2 separate regions of the Homo sapiens genome follow, and region 2 is linked to region 1. Evidence: chromatin contacts called from ENCODE Hi-C data. All regions are on one chromosome and are shown on one strand. The core of a region is the stretch at or near the end of the contact, and the rest is flanking DNA. Distances in the headings are between cores, read along the strand shown.

What was found. A loop is a pair of places that touch in the nucleus more often than their neighbours do. Pooled maps may share reads with other maps.
Region 2: a loop to region 1 is called in a map with no recorded cell type, with 3 times the contacts of the local background. The contact joins two enhancer-like sites. A Hi-C loop is called at or near these places in 2 of 37 single-sample maps with no recorded cell type and 2 of 50 pooled maps.

What each region holds. Positions count from the first base shown.
Region 1 is chrX:42,115,589-42,122,347 of GRCh38, forward strand. No RefSeq gene overlaps it. Among named protein-coding and RNA genes, the nearest start is that of CASK, 200 kb to the left of the region's middle. RefSeq lists a silencer at 1,887-1,966. Within about 2 kb of position 3,588, at least 2 of the 41 ENCODE cell types and tissues checked have a DNase peak (open chromatin) inside an H3K27ac peak, as active enhancers do.
Region 2 is chrX:42,997,981-43,004,398 of GRCh38, forward strand. It overlaps the pseudogene SMIM15P1. Among named protein-coding and RNA genes, the nearest start is that of PINCR, 180 kb to the right of the region's middle. Within about 2 kb of position 5,056, at least 2 of the 41 ENCODE cell types and tissues checked have a DNase peak (open chromatin) inside an H3K27ac peak, as active enhancers do.

The DNA.
Region 1 (6,759 bases), core at 2,338-4,837:
TGAGGGTTGTCCCCAGGAAAGGGGAGTAGCTTTGGATGGGACTGTTCTTTTCAGTAGAGAGCAAGACTTAAAGAGGCACTCAGCTGTGAGCCATCAGCAGCCAATGCTCCCAGCAGCTAGGAGAACTTGTGCCTTGTCCTGTAGAGAGATCTGGGTGGTGCACTGAAGGCCATTACAATCCCAGAAAGTACAGTAATGCCAAGAACCATTTCCCTTACACCTTTTTACCCAGAATAAACTCTGGTGACATTTTGACACATTTGAGTCCTGTCTTTCATCTGTGTATATATTTAAAGATTACTCAAGTAATATATGAGTGTAATCTCCTAAGAATTAGAACATTACAAATAAAGTTCCTTGGACTACCTCCTCTATCCTTGTTCCATCCCTGTAGCTCTGGCAGAACCAAAACTAGCATATGGCAAGTGAGGCACTTGCCTCAGGTGCAAAATTTAAGAAAGTACCAAAACATTTAAGAATCAAGATACATGGTATCTGGGGAGGTCATTATGTTAATTGAAATAAGGCAGGCACAGAAAGACAGATATTGCATGTTCTCACTCATATGTGGGAACCAAAAAAAGTGGATCTCATGCAGATAGAGAGTAGATGGGTGGTTACCAGAGGTGGGGGTGGGGGGATGAAAAGAAATTGATTAATAAGTGCAAATACACAGTTTCACAGAAGGAATAAGACCTAGTATTCAAAAGATCAGTAGGGTGTCTATATACAGTTTACAATAATTTATTGTACATTTCAAAATAGCTAGAAGAGAATGATTTGAATGTTTCTGGCATCAGGAAAGGATGAATTTTTAAGGTGATGAATATCCCAAGTACACTGATCTGATCTTTACAATTTATATGAATGTATTAAGTTATCACATGTACCCTGAAGGTATGTACATCTACTATGCATCAATAAAAAATAAAAAAGATACATAGTATTTAATATGATACTTTAAAAAATCAAAATTGGTGCAAAAAAGTCCTCAATGAACAAAATATCAAAATGTTAAATACAGGATTAGCAACTGTGCAGTGTCGAGTCACACTGGAGCTTGAGGCAAAATGAAAAATTAGCCATAGTGATAATATCTTTATTTAACATTTTGATATTTTGTCATAAATTTTTTCATTAATTTTGATTGTAGAAATAATAATGCATTAACATATTATCTATGTTGATAACTGAATATTTTGGCACCCTGTTAACTTTTGTGCCCAAGCTGAGTGCCTCACTTGTCTCACCCTGGTCCCAAGCAGAGATGTTGCTGCTCAGGGCATATGCTTCTGACCATTTCCAAGCTTCTTTGCATAGATGTACACATAGTCATCAGAATCCTGTTGACTTTATTTCTAAGACAGATTTCCCAGTCCTTCTACATCTCTGCATCCCATCACTACCATCTCAGACCAAGTCACCATCTTCTCTCACTGGAGATGTTTGCATTAGCCTCCTAACATTTAAATTGTAATGAAATTCAAATTAATGAGTTTCTGTTATCTAAGTCATTGCCATACCCACACACCCAACATTGTCTAGAACTTCTCCTATGTTATCTTCTAATAGTTTTATAGTTTTGCATTTTGTATCTAGGTCTATGGTCTATTTTCAGTTAACTTTTGTGAATCTATTTAAAAAGCACTGTTCTCCTAACTTTTTTACTCAGCCATGAATTTTTGAGATCTTTCTCTCTCCCCCAACCCCCTGTGGATATATATGTATAGTTTCACACATGTCACCACTCTATTGTTTTCTATCACATGTATATATCACTTTCTACTGACGTGGTATATTCAGTGATAGGCATTCAGATTTTTTCCTTTTTTTGATAGTACAAGCAATGCTGCATCCTCGTCTACATCTTCTTGTCCATGTGTACAGGTGTTTCTCTAAGAGAGATGCATGGAAGTGAAACTGCTGCTGCAGAGTGGATGTGCATTTTCAGTTTCAATAGATCCTGGCAGAGTACTGTCCACAAGCAGAGGATGAGAGTGTCTGTCTCCCCCACAACCCAGTCAACATTTGATGTTGTCTAACTTTGCTAATCTTAAGGTTGAAAAAAATGGTATCTCATAAAAATTATTTTCCCCTAATTATCAGTGAGGATGAACATATTTTTACATGTGTATTGATTTTTAAAATATTTTATCTGCTGTTAAATGATCATTTTCTATCTTTTGGCAGTTTTTTTCTATTGGGATGTTTTTCTTCTTCTGGTGAATTTGAAGGAGTTCTTTATACTGCATATCAATATTTGACTGTTATATTTATTGCAAATACTTTTCCCCAGTCTCTTTATTGTCTTTTAAAGTTGTTTATGGTGTGTTTTGCCATACACAAGTTTCCAATTCACCTGTAGGCAAATACGTTGATTTTATTCCCCTTATTGTTTCTGTTTTTTTTTTGAGACAAAGTCTTGCTCTTGTCCCCCAGGCTGGAGTGCGATAGCACAATCTTGGCTCACTGCAACCTCACCTCCCGTGTTCAAGCGATTCTCCTGCCTCAGCCCCCCGAGTAGCTGGGATTACAGGCGCCTGCCGCCTGGCTAGTTTTGGTATTTTTAGTAGAGACAGGGTTTCACCATGTTGGCCAGGCTGATCTCGAACTCCTGACCTCAGGTGATCCACCTGCCTCGGCCTCCCAAAGTGCTGGGATTACAGGCGTGAGCCACTGCACCCTGCCTGTTTCTGTTTTTTAGGTCTTGCTTAAGAGAACTTTTCTTACCTCTAGATTACAAAATTATCACTCTATATTTCCTTATAATAATTTTAACTATATATATGCTTGTTGATTGATTTGTAGGTCTTTTGTTGACTTGGAATCTATATTTCTGTATGATGTGAAGAATATAATTTTATTTTTTAAATTAATGAATTTCTAATTATTTGCTTATACTCTACACGTCAACTTGTTTCAGTATCGAGTTTATCTTTGTGGGCTGTATCTTGGTGGGTATGAGGGGATAAGCATGGTATCTACAGAGTGTGATCTATTCCTTTCTGCAAACTATAAATACTTAGATTCTTAGTAGTCACTGGCTAATGAAAAGGATTCTACATCACTAAATGGTCAGGATGGGACCATCCACTGTATCAGTGCAGGCTACCCAATGCCAGACAAACGTCCCTAGATCTAGATTGGAGAAAATATTCCTCAAAGTTCCTTAAGGAAGACAATGTAGTGTATTGTCTTTGCAATCACACAGAGCTGGGTTTGAATCTCAGCTCTGCCATTTTCATCTGTGTGGCCCAGGGCAAGTTTGCTCATCTCTAAGACTCAGTTTCCTTATCCCTAAAAAGGAAATAATAATTCTTATTTTGTGGGTTCGTTGTGAAAATCTGAGACAATACAAAGTACTTGGCACATGTTTAGTGTTCAATCATGTTAACCATTGTTACTTCTGGTTATGATAATGACTTCTGCAAAGATGTGACTATTTGGGGCGTGGGGTGCACAGAGGAGGAGTAAAAATTGAGAAATGGCAACCATTCTTGAAGAGTTGAGGTGGGAGAGATGTGAGGTTGTTGGTATCCCCAGAAAAGCCCAGGAGAGACATTGGAGCCAGCACCAAAACTGTCTAGTACTTGTGCTAGGCCAGCAGAAAAGCCCCCAGGGATCTCTATTCTTGCCTTGTTAAACAAAACCATGAGTCATCACCTTGGGAAAGAGTGTGGAAACCCAGAGAAGCAATGTTTGAACAGATGGTCTATTGTTTGAGAGCAAATAAACTAGGGATATCTTCAGACAGGAGTAGAACAAGTTATCACATGGCAATGACTTAATAGGTTTCAATAGAAAGCTGGCTAGGGCCAAAGCTGGAGTAACAAAAAGGAACTGAAAGGGATGCCGAAGCAGAGCATACCTGGAGAATCATTGAATTATATTATAATATATTATAATATAATTCAAAGATTATAACTATAACATGGTTATAACGTTATAACTATATAGTTATAATATTATAAGCCTCATTGGTTGGCACTGGGAAGCCCTGCACCATTCTCAAGGTAGGGCACAGTCGTTCTCATCTTGCTGGGGAGCTTGGGCTAAAGCAATTCAGATGTGGTAGATGAAGACAAAGAGGAAGAAATGGGTTCTGAAGAACGTGGTCATAGAGCAAGCCTTGGTGACCTGTTGGGAGCAGAGCTGTATAGACCCTTTGTACTCAAAGCAGAGTCCGTAAACCAGTAGCATAGGCCTCATCTGGAAGCTTATTAGAAATATAGACCCTTGGGTTCCACCCCAGACCCACTGAATTAGAATCTGTATTTTATCAAATCCCCAGGTGATTTGAATACATTCAAAAGTTTGGAGAAGTGCACATCTAGGCCTGGGATAAAATAGGCTCAAGTGGAAGGAGGATTTCCTGGAAGATTTGTTTATTCACTTCTCAAAGTCAAATTTTTCAGCATAAAACATTTTTTAACCCAAGGATTTCAAATAATACTATTCCAAACATGTTCCATCTACTACTTGGGTCAGGTAAAAAATACTTTATTTTGGCATAATTATTAATACCCAAATAATAAAACCATTTTCTTACTTTAGATAAGATAGAAATACTACTTCAATTTTTCCACAGGGCAAAAGGCTTATCAGCATTAACAAGTACTATCCTGTCTTTAATTCTTTGCTTTGTCTCCAATGAGAATCATGCTTAATTATTGAACTGCTGAGTAAGAAAAAACAATGCCTATTAGATATTAACTGAGATAATTAAATCTACTCAATTGAAGAATTTTGCTCAACTGGGATCACCTCAAACATTAAACAGCCTTTAGAGTTTTCTCTTCAACTTGGTGATTCCAGGAGAAAGTGCCTGGGTAAAAATTCAGCTTGTTCCAGTTGTCACACTTTTGAGTAAAATCAAAACATTACTTAGCTCATTACCTTCTAAGAAAGCATTTTCAAAGTGTAGTCCCTGGACCAGCATTATCAGTATCACCTGGGAACTTGTCAGAGACGCACATTCTCTGGCACCACCCAAGACATACTGAACTAGAGTCTCTGGGGGTGGGGCTCAGCAATCTATATGTTTAACAAACCTTCCAGGTGATTCTCATTCATGCTAAAGTTTGAGAATCAGTGTTCTAAGTCATGTGGTCCAGGAGATAAAAAGTCAAGTGCATAAACAATGGAAAGAATGTGGAAGTTGATCCAGAAGCTGTGGATTCCAGTCCCACCTGTGAAACTTTGTTGTGTGACTTTGCATAAAGCATCACGCTACTCTGGGCTTCAATTTCCTCATTTTTAAAATGGAAGAGTTGGAATCGATGATACTCAAGGTTCCTTAAGTTTCTGATAGATTAGATGTGGCTATTGGAACAGAGTGAGTTTTCACTCAGGCACTTTCTCCTGGAATTACCAAAATAAAAAGAAAAATCTAGGAAGATCTTTAATGTTAAGTAAAATGTAGATTTTGAGGTGATCCCAATTGAGAAAATTTATTTTGAGTAAATCTAATGATTTCCCATTCATGTATCAGATGTCTGTTAGTGATAGATAATATTGCTAGTTATCTATCATATGGATATGTTTTGCTGCACGTTAAGCATGATACTTGATTCCTTGTATGGTAAACACTTATAAATTCTAACTTAAGAGAACTTATTTTCCTTTTGGAAATATTTCCACTTTTACCTTGGAATTATACTACATATATCCCCATGTGGTTGAGCTAGCTGTCACAGTGTCAATGTAGTCAAGCCCATTTAATTTTTTTAGCACTTGGTTACGTGGTTTTCTTGCACATGAGTGATTAGAAGTACCTAACTCTATGGTGATACTAGCTGTCAACAAGAAGAGCCTGCATTCTGGTATCAGAAAAAAGAGTGATGTCCTGCTGCACCAGCTTCCTTGCTGTCCCTTGTGTTCCTTCCCTAAGCAGGCTTCCATCTTAGAACCTGTGCATTTGCCGTCCCATCCTCCTGGGAAACAGGTCGACACATGTGTCATTGTGCCTAATTAAAACTGGCATTTGAAGATTGCTCACTAGAAGAGTTTTATTTACATGTATGGTCTGATTATCTGGAAGTAGCAAGCAAAGCCATGAAGTTATTATTTGTGCACAACCTTCTTATGTAAACAGACACTCTCTGTATAGAAGTCAAAATGCAGAAATAGATTAAATATAGAATTAAAGTGAAGGCTACATCTTTCTACTATTAAACTCAATAACGGTGATTTGGTTTTAGCAAAGCAACATAATCCATCATATTAAATTAATGCTGATCATCTGAATTTATTGGCTCTGTAATTTTGTTTGCATTTAATTTATTAATTAGTTGTATAGTTGCATAAAGAGTGATAAGCATGAGGAGTTTATTTTTAGTGTGTGACTATTTAAGTAATATTATGACAGAAATAATGAGACGACACTGGAGCCTGCAAGCATAAGTCAAATTGGAAAAATACATTTTAGGTGATTACGTGATGATTGTCACAATAAAATTCTTCATAACAGAGAAAACAAGGGGGAAAGTGTGAGAGGCTTAAGTATTTCAGGCCAAAGTTAAAAAACAAGAAAAGCCTTGGCAGTACATTTTGCCAGTAATAAAGAGAATTACAGGAAAAAAAAACAACAACAAAAAACTGGTGAAACTGAAAAAAAAATATGCTTCTTGGCTAAGGAATTGTTAAACATTTAGAGCCAGGAAAGAAGTTTATATTAATTTTCCAGACACTTTCTACTTTCCATTCCTCCATTCCATTAGACACGCCCCGAAAAGAAAAAAAAACAGTTAGAGATCTGAA
Region 2 (6,418 bases), core at 3,806-6,305, 880 kb after region 1:
ATATAAATGATTGGAGCCTAACAATAAGCATAGTAATTGCTTAGAACTTAGACCAATAAAATATTTTGAGGGAAGAGAGGAATATTTAATCACTGACGTTGTGTAATGTTGTTGACAAAAGGTGAAACAAAAAACCTTGTCTAAGAAAGAAGAAAAAAGGCTGGGTATGGTGGCTCATGCCTGTAATCCCAACACTTTGGAAGGCCAAGAAGGGCGGATTACCTGAAGTCAGAAGTTCGAGACCAGCCTGGCCAATGTGATGAAACCCTGGCTCTACTAAAAATACAAAAATTAGCCGAAGGTAGTGGCGTGCACCTGTAATCCCAGCTACTCAGGAAGCTAAGGCAGGAGAATCGTTTGAACCCGGGAGGCGGAGGTTGCAGTGAGCCAAGATCATGTCATTGCACTCCAGCCTGGGGGTGACAAAAGCAAAACTCCGTCTCAAAAAAGAGAAGAAAAAACGAAAATTGAGATTTTAATGTTATACATACATAGAAAATAATACATAGAAAAAAAGTTATAATACATAGAAAATAGAAGGATAACTTAAATTACTCCGTGAAGAAACAATCAGACAAATCAAGCATGGATGATATTCTATAGAATAACTGGCCTAAAATCTTCAACAATCGATGTCATAAAAATGAGGATGGGGAGAGGCATAATAGCTAAATGCAATGCATAAATTGGATTGGACCCTCATTTGAAAAAAGAAAACCATAGAAGACATTATTGAGATACTTGGGGCAATGTTAATATGTACTGAATATCTGACAACATTATTAAATTATTGTTAATATTTGTGGGAAATTGTTTATCAATACTAGTAACCAAAATTCCAAATTTTTAAATTAGACACTATTTATTCCCTATTTATTGGCAATGATTAAAAAGAATTCTAGGCCACGTGCAGTGGCTCACGCCTCTAATCCCAGCACTTTGTGAGGCCAAAGCAGGAGAATTGCTTGAGGCTAGGAGTTTGAGACCAGCCTGGGCAACATAGCGAGACCTCATCTCTACAAAATGTTTTTAAAAAACAATTAGCTAGGAGTGGTGGCATAAATATAGTCCCAGCTGCTTGGGAGGCTGAGGCAGAAGGATCCGTTGAGACCAGAAGTTCAAGGTTGCAGTGAGTTAGGATCGTGCCACTGCACTCCAGCTTGGGCAACAGAGCAAGATCCCATCTCTTAAAAAAAAAAGTGTAAGAGTTCTAAATTATAAAGAATTTAGCATTCTAAAACTTGAAAAAGATTTTTAATTCTAAAGGATTAAAAAGAGTTTTGGTGGTATAGCAAAATGACTCTGCAAGGGAATGAGCTGCTAGTGCATATGAATAATAACTGTCCACTTAAACCACTTCCAGAAACTGAAAATAGTCATGGATATAAACATGGAAACAACCTCATGATAACCATTCTGTATTTACAAAATCAAACTTATTCAACATAGTATTAGTTAAATAGGAGACAAGTGTAGCCATCAAAAATGATAATACAGGCATATTTTTATTAAGAAGGATAGAATTTCATTATATATCAATAAGGTAAGACAATGGGTTACAAATAGTGCATAGCATTTCAGCCCATTTTATCATATATTTATTTACAGGTATATGCTCAAGAATAGAATAATATAAAATAGAAACTGCATATTTGAGTAGCAGAATTGCATTTGGCTTATTTTTGCTTCTCTGTATCTTTGAAATTTTTAACCTAGCATATATTTTCATAAAATGAAATTATCTAAAGTAATTAACTTCTTTTTAAAAGCCATTATTTCGGTTTCTAGGCATTTTAAAACATTAGTTAATTGAAAATGGAAATGGAAGTCTGAGACCCTGGCAGTTTGTAGGAAGGGCTAGTGGCCACTGCTGCAGTGGTTCTTGTCCCAGTGCACAGCAGAGATGGCGGCTTTGGTGCTGGCAGAACAAGTTGTAGTGTGTCACCCCCACATTTCTGGGGATCTGTAAGTCCTACCTGGCTCATGGTGGGGTGAGGAACCCACACTTGCCAGGGCTGAAGGGCAGGAGTGAACATGGTCCCCTTAGAAATTTAAACCTTCTCTCAGAAGTGTACAGTAGAACTAAAGAATACAAACCACCAAGGGTAATCTAAAATTGTGATTGGCTCACTAATAATCCCAGGACAAAATGAGAGGTCATTAATCAAGAATAAGTGAAACTGCTATAAAGATGTTTGATATAAAAGCTTGGGCTGAATACGTTGTATAATGGGGCTGCAAAGGACCCATATGGTTTTCTTACAAAAGACATTTTGGCCTTTCCTCCACTGTTACTGGCAGGTGCTGTACTGTTTTGGAAATTGGCCAAGATGATTGAGGCCAGTGAAAGGAGCAAAAGAAGAAACAAAAACATCAAGAAAATATTGCAAAAGCTAAACAACCATAAAAGGACTGAAAAAATGTGCAGGCTCTACAATCAAAGGAAAATAATTTGGAAAATTATGCAGCCTTGGAAAGACCTATTAAGATTTCTTCTTTCGAGTTCATAACAGTCTTATTTAGCAAACAAAATCTGACCATATGGAAGAACTGTGTTAGTTCTAACCTATTACTATAGCAACTTCTAGGCTTGGGTATAGAAGTTTGTTGGTATCTATTGACAATTCTTGTAAATTAGCACTTATTATGGTACAAATTATTTATAACTGACTTAGTCATTTGCCATTTTGCAGCTTTGTACTGAAATGAAAATATCTTTTGGAGAAAAATGACTTTTGATTATGAACTCTATTCAAATAATGGTTTAAAATGGGGCCCTGTTCTGCGTAAAGAAAATTAAGAATGTTAAAAGTCAGGATTGTCTTCTCTGAGATGAAAAGTGTGCTTTGGCTTAAAAGAGATACAGTACATTAATCACATATCTTATTATTATTGCTTATTTCTTGGAATAGAATCATTTCTGGCTTTATCAAAGCAAAGTAATATTAATCAATAAGTACATCTAATTGATGCATTTTTCTGATTTTAGTCTTTCAGACAACTAGTAATTATCAAGACATTCTGCATTTTTAAAACATAATTTTATAAAAAATTCTTTTATTTTGACTGTGTAGAATTTTGCCTACTAGATATAACAGTTTTTGTACCTAAAAGCACTGCCATTTTTTTAGAGATAACTTGTTGAGAAAAGTGACATTATTATTTAAAGCTTGCAATAAATATGCCAAACGCTGTAGTAACTTGGAACCAGTTTATTCTTTTTTTTTTTTTTTTCTTTTTTGAGACAAGAGTCTCACTCTGTCACCCAGGCTGGAGTGCAGTGGCGTGATCTCGGCTTACTGCAAGCTCCATGTCCCAGGGTCACGCCATTTTCCTGCCTCAGCCTCCCGAGTAGCTGGGACCACAGGTGCCTGCCACCACGCCCGGCTATTTTTTTTTTTTTGTATTTTTAGTAGAGACGGGGTTTCACCGTGTTAGCCAGGATGGTCTCGATCTCCTGAACTCGTGATCCACCCACCTTGGCCTCCCAAAGTGCTGGGATTACAGGCGTGAGCCACCGCATTCAGCCAAGAACCAGTTTATTCGTATGCTAAGTACCACTGTGAAATAGAATGTACTATCCCATAATTTGCTGTTTATATAGATTCCACTTTCGGTTTTTTATCCCATTCTCTGTTTTAATTTATGTGGTAGTAATGTTCAATATTTTTTGATCGAATAGGTTCAAGGTGAGACTTAAGACTTCAAATGATGTTTCAAGAACTCTCAAAGAACTCTCAAAGAGTTAACAGTTAAGTCATACTTCATAAGTAGTAAAGAACGTCTTAAAATTTGGAAAATTTCATTGGGCATGGTAGTAATTGGGTAAGAATAAATTATTTAAAAATAAAAATGTGCAATTACTAGAAGAGCTAAAGCATGCTTTCTTTTTTTTTTTTTTTTTGAGACAGAATATCGATCTGTCACCAGGCTGGAGTGCAGTGGCACAATCTCAGCTCACTGCAACCTCCGCCTCCCAGGTTCAAGTGATTCCCCTGTCTAAGCCTCCCGAGTAGCTGGGACTACAGGCATGCGCCAACATGCCCAGCTAATTTTTGTATTTTTTGTAGAGGCGGGGTTTCACCATGTTGGCCAGGATGGTCTCGATCTCTTGACCTCGTGATCCACCTGCCTCAGCCTCCCAAAGTGCTGGGATTATAGGTGTGAGCCACCGCGCCTGGCCTAAAGCATGTTTCTTTTAGCTAAGTAGTGTAACTGGAGCTTCTTACTATTAAACCTGGCATTTATAAATACTTGGTCCAGTAATTTTATCCACTGTCAGTATTTAATAACTGGTTAATGTTTTATGCACCTCTGATAATTAATTTTAAGTTACAAACAATTGTCCAACAGCTCTAATTTTAAAATGAAACTACATATTAAAATAAATTTGATACTTTTTTATGAAGAGAAAAAAATTAGAAGAGAAACCTCTTAAAATGCCATAAATGTACATCTAGTAGTGAACAAGAAGTCATATTTAGACTTCAGGAGGATTTTTTATTAGCACACAAATATTATTTTTTAGAAAGACAATGTAACACTCTGAGCATTTTTCTCAGGGAATGCAGAAACAACCCCTGAATCCCAGAACACCCAAAATAAGTTGGCATTTCAGATTCCAGTGGCATGTGATGTTTACTAGTTGTGCCTGCTTCTAAACTTACAGGGGCTCAGAACAAGAAACTTGGACTAGACTCCCAGACACCTGGGTTGGTCATAAGGGTGGAGATTAGAGCCAGGCAATGATGTAGAGACATAGATTACAACCAGATTTTGAGCTAGCAAATACTTAAAGCCAATGTCCTTTAGTTTTTTTTTATTGAAAGTGAGACAGAAGTTGCTTTTCTATTAGTCAACTTTGTATCCCGCTTTATGTTGAAAATAAAGAATTTCATAAAGTTTAGCTTATTTTCAATTGTGTTATTCTACACTGTTCTCACTATAAATAGTTATCAAAAGTTAATCATACTAAGAACGTGACAACTGCATTCCTGAACTGGGGCCTTTGCACGAGCTTCCTATTCCCTCTGCCTGGTCCACTTCTTCCAGATGACTGCACAGCAAACTCCCTCACTGCTTTCAGTTCTATGCTGAAATGTCACTTCCTCAAAGTTTGAACTAAAATGTCTCATTCAATACTTGAATGTTCTATTTTTCTGGTTTCAGGTTGAGAAAATCATTGCATTTTTTAGGTCATGCTTTCCACTAGTTTTCTTTCGTGATTTTTAAAAAAATTTTCAGACAACTTTTGGGAAAGCATATTAAAGGGTTTAAAATTTAGATAATAAAATAGGTAATTTGTCTTCACTGAACAAAAACTATACCACAGTTACTATGTTTGCAGAATTGCAGCTGATTTTGCCTACCAAGCCATGTGACTTAGCTGAACAGGGACAACTTGTACCTGCTTGTCACGAAAATGCTGAAAATAATAATACTCTGACTTGGGCAAATAGTATTTCTTTCTTTCTTTTTTCTTTCTTTTTTTTTTTTTTTTTTTTTAGAGACAAGATCTCTCTCTGTTGCCCCGGCTGGAGTACAGTGGCATGATCATGGCTCACTACAGCCTCCGCCTCCTGGGCTCAAGCAATCTTCCTGCCTCTGCCTCCCAAGTAGCTGGGACCACAGGTGCACACCATCAGTCCCAGCTACTTTTTGTATTATTTGTAGAGACTGCGTCTCACTATGTTGCCCAAGCTGGTCTTGAATTCCTGGGCTCAAGCAATCCTCCTGCCTCAGCCTCCAAAAGTGCTGGGATTACAGGCATAAACCACCATGCTCGGCCTCAAGTAATATTTCTGCTTCTATCACTTATCTATTGCTGCATAATGAGACACCTGAAAAATTATTTAAAATTAGTAATTTTAAATAACAACAAAATATTATGTCTCACCGTTGTGTGTAAGTTTACAGGGAAATCCCTTTGTTAGTTTCACCTGAGCTCACTCATACAACCGTTGTCAGCTGGAGCATCAGTTGGGCTGCAAGGCCCAAGATCCCCACTCACATGTCTGGCAGTTGATTCTAATCATCAGCTGGGGCTCTGTGGTTCTCATCCTTAAATAGGATAGATAAACTTCCTTATGTGACAGTCTCATTGCAGCATTCAGGGAGAGCAATCATAGAAGTTGCAATGTCTCCTAAGGTCTAAGGCCTACAGTTATCACAGTGTCACTTTCATTTTTAGAAGAGAAACCTCTTAAAATGCTCTAAATATATATATCTAGTAGTGAACAGAAAGTCATATTTGGAGTTTTACTGGATTTTTTATTACAGCATATAAATATTATTGCTCAGAAAGACAATATAACACTGAAAATTTTTTCAAGATATGCAGAAACAACACCTGAATCGCAGATATCCCAGAGTAAGTTGGTATTTGAGATTCTAGTTGCACGTGATGCTGACTAGTTGT